Linked DNA regions of Homo sapiens: region 1 is linked to region 2. The links are chromatin loops, found by intact Hi-C in ENCODE. Cell type or tissue: heart left ventricle. All regions are shown on one strand. Each heading gives the region's core, and the rest is flanking DNA. Links, peaks and the distances in the headings are about the cores only. Region 1 overlaps SAMTOR (S-adenosylmethionine sensor upstream of mTORC1). Region 2 has its middle 46 kb from the start of LINC03076.

Region 1 (2,916 bases), core at 107-2,606, 330 kb before region 2:
TTCAGATGATTTCTTATTGTGTGTTAGCATCCTTTTCTTTCAAGTTGAAAAATTCTCTTTAGCATTTCTGGTAAGGTAGGTCTGGTGTGAAGTCCTTCATCTTTGTTTATCTACATATTTCTCCTTTGTGTTTGAAGAATAGCTTTGCGGGGTACAGTATTCTCAGTTGAAAGTTGTTTCCTTTTTTTTTTTTTTTCCTTCAGCACATTGAATATGTCATCTCATTCCCTCTTGGCCTGTAAGGTTTCCACTGAGAAGTGTGCTGCCAGATGTATTGGAGTTCCTTCATTTGTTACCTGTTTCTTTTCTCTTACTGCTTTTAGGATTCTTTCTTTGTCCTTAACCTATAAGAGTTTGATTTTATGCCTTGAAGGTAGTCTTATTTGGGGTGAAGCTGCTTGGTGTTCTTTGATCTTATAACTGCATATTTGTATCTTTCTCTAGGTTTGGAAAACTGTTATTATTCCTTTGAATAAACGTTCTACCCCAGTCTCTGTACTTCCTCTTTAAGGCCAATAACTCTTAGATTTGCCCTTTTGAGGCTATTTTCCAGACTTGTAAGCATTCTTCTTTCTTTTTCACTCCTTTTTTCTTTTTCTCCCCTGATTCTGTATTTTGAAATAGCCTGTCTTTAAGCTAATTCTTTCTTCTGCTTGATCAATTCTGTTTAGATAGTAATACATATTTTTGTTCATTAATTGAATATTTCAGCTCCAGGATTTTTGTTGGATTCTTTAAATTATTTTAATCTCTTTGTTAAATTTCCCTGAAAGATTTATGAATTCCTTCTCTGTTTTTTTGAAGTTCATTGAGATTCCTCAAAAAGCTATTTGGAATTCCCTGAGAAGTCATATATCTGTACTACTCCAGGATTGGTCACTGGTGCCTCATTTAGTCTGTTTGGTGAGGTCACATTTTCCTGACTGTTCTTGATGCTTGTGGATGTTTTTCAGTGTCTGGGCATAGAAGAGTTAGATATTTATTCCAGTCTTTGTAATCTGGACTTGTTAGTATCCATCCTTTTTCAGAGGGCCTTCTAAGCATTCAGAGTTTATCTAAAGTATTACCTAAGCCTGTGGTCACTGTAACCATTTCAGCACTAGAGGGCACTCTAAGCCCAGGTACACTGCAACTTCTGCAGATTGCTGAATTCCCAGCCCTAATGGACTTGAAGATAAGGGAGAAGTTGCTGGGTTCCCAGGCAAAATCCCTCTTCTTCCCCCAGGTGGAATGAGTGTCTGTTTATGCTGGTCTGACCAGAGTTGGGGAAGAAGTGACACAGACACTCTTGTGGCCACCACAGCTGGCCTCATGCTGGGTCATATTTGAACTGTCATTGATGTTTACTGAAGGTCCAAGGCCACTTTAGTCAGCAGGTAATGAATCCTGCAGGGACTTGGGGTCCATCCCCCCAGGGCAGAGGATTCCCTTCTGTCCCAGGGTGGGTCTAGAAGTGCCATGTGGGAACAACAGCCTGGAATCAGGGGCTTTAGGATTCTGCCTGGTGCTTTGTTTTACTGTGGCTGGGCTGGTACCTGGGTTGCAAGGCAAAGTCTCCTATACTCTTCCTCTCCTTGCCCCAAGTGGAAGAAGTCTCTACACTGTACTGCCTAGAATGAGGGGAGGGGTGATGGAGGCATTCCCATGGCCACCACAGCTGGTGTCACACTTGGTTGTAGTACCCTGGGCTCACAGCCTCTGCTGAGACCAGCACAGCACTGGGGCTCACCCAAAGACTACAGTTGCCATGGTCTGGCTGCCACTGACATTTATTGGGAGCCCAGGGCCACTTTATTCAGCCAGTAGCAAAGCAGACTAGGACTAAGATTCCTCCCACTAGGGCAGCAGACTTCTTTCTGTCTGTTCAAGGATGGTCTAAATGCCCCCTGTGGGCACCAGTAGATTTCTGCCCAGTGCTGTGTTCCACTGTGACAGGGCAACATGGAGTTCCAGTGCAAAGTCCCGTAGTTATTTCACACTCCCTCTGCAAAGCACAAAGATTATCTCTCTGGGGTGTACTGCCGGGGCTTGGGAGAGGATGGTATAGACAGTTCAAGACTGTCTATGGAGTTCCTATCATCTTCAATGCATCTTTTCTTGTAGGAACTGTGATCTCTTAACTGACTTAGTTCTTATGAAGGTGCTTTTTTGCATGGATAGTTACTCAATTTGATATTCTTGCAGGTCTAGGGGGTGATTGCTGGAAGATTCTGTTTGGCCACCTTTTCATACATTTCTCTCTTTTATGCAGTCGTCATCTGACTCTGTACTTTGAGTGGCCTCCAAAGCCAACTCGGTTTCAGATTTTTATTTTTTCAATAACAAGTAAAATGAAGTGTTATTTTTTATTTCCTTGTTATGCCATAGGTATAAATGGTAAGTGCTTTTATTTGCTCTCTTTATTGATCTGTATGTTTTTTGAGGGTATATGGGGATATTGGAATTTAGATGATTGTCATTATTCTATGAGAACCTAGAATTTTAGCCCTTTAAGTATTTTACTGCCTTAGTAGCTGTTAGGTTAGACCACATAAAATTGCAATTTTTGTAGCTCAAGAACTTTTGAATATCACCAGTTTTATATGGTTCTACCTGATAGAAACATAAGCAAGCTTTTTAGTATTAATTTCAAGTTGATAAAGTCTACATTTTTATCAGCTTTACTGAGGTATAATTTATATACAATAAAATGCACCCATCTAGTGTACAGTTAGTGGGTATTTACAGTTGTTTACACTTATGTAACCACCACCACTATCAAGATATAGAACATTTTTCTCCAGAAAGCTCCCTTGTACCCCTTTGCACTCGTCCCCACACCCTATCCCAGGCAACCTCTAAACTGCTCTCTGTCATTAGATTAGATTTGTAAAGACTGCATTTTAAAATTGGCCTGTGGATCTTGTGTGATTTGAA
Region 2 (2,916 bases), core at 244-2,743:
CTCAGTACAACACATTGCTTATTGTACTGCTTATTCAGGAGCTGAACTTGCATTTGTGAATTATTCAGACACTTGCCAGTTTTCTCATCCAGTCACAAATGAGATCATCCTAAGCAGAGCTAACCTTAGGATAAACACTGGTGAATAAAACTTTTCCTGTTGCTATTTCCTTCATTCACTAATGAATTCAACAGTTAACGAGAAGCTATTATGTGCCAGGCACCAGACAAAGTCCTGAGGATTCAATGACAAAGAAGTAAAAATAGCCCCCGCTCTCATGGCATTCAAAACCTAGAGTCATTAATAAGCAAATGTGATACAATATAATAAGTGGCAGGTTGAGAAAAATACTAGGAGGAGGAAGTGTTTCTGGCAGTGGAAACAGCTCGTGCAGAACCTAGAGTTAAGAAAGAAGCTTAGTATGGTGGAGAGGAGTGTATCTGTCTGTGGGTGTGTATGTCTGTGTGTGCAAATGTGCACAAAGGTGTTGGGGAGAATAGTAAAAGATGAAATCAGAGAGGAAAGCAGGGGCCAAATTATGTCCCCTTAAAGGTAATCTCACTGTGGTAAAGTGTGTTGGTAAACTTTCTCAGGGCTGTTATTCAAAGGGCTCTGACCATATCAAGACAAAAATAATAAGGCTGGATACTGTGACAAGGTGTGTTTTAAGGACATCAAGATTTTCTAACAGCTTGATACAGCAGTTCCTGTGTAAATTCAGAAAAATATATGACTCTTTGTTTTCTCTCTTTTCCCATATAACATGAAAGAACGCATTTATCTGATCACTTTCAGGTGAGACTGGTACAGCAGCTAGTGATCCATAAAGATAGCTACTATGTACCTTGGCATGTTGCCAATATTGTCAGGCTTCCAACTCACAATATTTATAGACTTTAGAAGTCATGGTTCAATGTTCACCCAGGGCAACAATCTCTTGTAAGTTTTACATATTCTTTTGTGGGGCAGCATCAGATAGAACCTCAACTTCCTGTTAGGTGGCTTACTCCAAATTTAACAAGCCAAGCTCATCCAGTTCAAGGTGGAGCTTTTCTGGACTGAAGGTCTGAGCTATAGTTCTAGAAATTAATAATTTGGTGTGGGAAAAAGAAATGGAAGAGATCATCCAAGATATACAATAAAAAGAAAGGAAAGTTTGAAAGTGACAGAAGTATTTGATTTGTCAATAAGGAAGTAACAGGTGGCATTCAAGGGAAGGAGTGATGTCAATATCTGGACCAATAAAAGTTAATTAACCCCTGGTGAATTGAGGGATGATATAGATATCAGTCTTAGCCTGGACACTGGATGTATTTCACTTGCTCTTCCAGAACAAATTTATTCTCCACCCTGCTCTTCTCTGCTCTGTGCCTAGGGACTGGTTTGTTGATTAATTGCATCATGAGCAGTGCTGCCCTCTGGCTTACAGCTGAGTTCAGCCAATGGGAGGCACTAGTAGATCCAAGTGAAGAAGAGGAGGCGAGACTAGGGTATCTTTTTCTCTGGCTATTGTTTGGCTCTTTTCTTCTACCAAAGGCCACAACCCCCATCAGATCAATTCTGCTATAGCCTCTCTCTCTCTCTGCCTGTGTGTGTGTGTGTCTTCCATCTCTCATATATGTATATATCAGTTCTACTTCCTTCTCTTGCGGCCTCAGATCTAGGAGGTAATGACTCCCTTCCGTTGCTAGCTTTATCATTCCTTACAAGTTCCTTTTGACCTTGCCTACCCTGCCTACATCTTTGTAAATGGTCCTTTCATTGAACTCTTTCTGTTACTCGGTTTAAGTGGGCCATTTATTTCCTGTCTGGATCCTAACTGATACAGCCTGCCACAGACTGCATGCTTCTTACATTAGCATTGGAGAGTTAGCCTGACTTTCAGAGGTAGTTAAGACAATAACAATTGTTACTAAAAGTTAGATAGAAACTACAGTTCACTAAATGTATTCAGATGTTATCTCACTTCTCATTCTTTATCCATCATGATTAAAATGCAGATCTCGCCTGCTCTAATGGAATAATAATTATAGATGATAAATGTAAATATGGGTATTTACTACCAGATCCAAGTCTAAATCATATTCTTAAGAATTCAAGGGTGGGCATGGTGGCTTATGCCTGTAATGCCAGCACTTGGGAGGCCAAGGCAGATGGATCATCTGAGGTCAGGAGTTCAAGACCAGCATGGCCAACATGGTGAAACCCCATCTCTACTAAAAATACAAAATTAGCCAGGTATGTTGGTGCATGCCTGTAATCCCAGCTACTTGGGAGGCTGAGGCAGGAGAATCACTTGAACACGGGAGGTGGAGGTTGCAGTGAGCTGAGATCACACCACTGCACCCCAACCTGGGCAACGAGAGTGAAACTGTGTCTCAAAAAAAAAAAAAAAAAAAAAAAAGAATTGAGGAACCCAAATTTTGTATAGTCTTAAAGCTGAATGAATTAGAACTTCATTACATGAACTGGCTCTATTTCCTTCATCTGGACTCCAGATTCTTCAATTTCACTGATACTTATTTTTGAAACTTCATTTCTATTAGCAGATTTCTAAAGGCAGGGAAGGTGGGGTTTTGAGTCGGAAATTAATTATCAAGTAGATATTAAGACCATATTTTATAATGATAATTGAATCAATTAAGAGAAGTCTGCCAAACCAATTGTTTAGTGGCATATAGATAAATCAACCACCATAATGACTATTTTCCCTCTTTTTAACAACTCGTTTCTTTTTTATGTAGACATAACACAAATATCCTTATTGTGTAAGCAAAACATATGGAAAAAAATTTTTTAACTTTTGTAATTCTAAAAAAAACCAGCAAAGATAAAATATTTCTATAATAAACTTGATAATGAATTTCATAGGATACTCAATTCCCAAAATAAGTAACTCCATGATGAGTGTACACA

The links. Peaks named below come from ENCODE experiments on the same cell type or tissue, not always from the same donor. Only the 100,000 strongest peaks of a DNase experiment are listed, where the experiment ranks them.
Region 1: a loop joins it to region 2, with 3 times the contacts of the local background. A loop is called at or near these places in 7 of 110 quality-filtered maps.

Annotation. Positions count from the first base shown.
Region 1 is chr7:112,897,070-112,899,985 of GRCh38, reverse strand. The region is part of intron 2 of SAMTOR (S-adenosylmethionine sensor upstream of mTORC1); the gene reads left to right. Among named protein-coding and RNA genes, the nearest start is that of SAMTOR, 41 kb to the left of the region's middle. RefSeq lists enhancers at 1,037-1,086, 1,267-1,366. In heart left ventricle, for the core only: a CTCF peak has its summit at 1,104 (motif pointing right); no DNase peak of the experiment used is centred there.
Region 2 is chr7:112,570,836-112,573,751 of GRCh38, reverse strand. No RefSeq gene overlaps it. Among named protein-coding and RNA genes, the nearest start is that of LINC03076, 46 kb to the left of the region's middle. In heart left ventricle, for the core only: a CTCF peak has its summit at 1,410; no DNase peak of the experiment used is centred there; H3K27ac peaks cover 917 bases.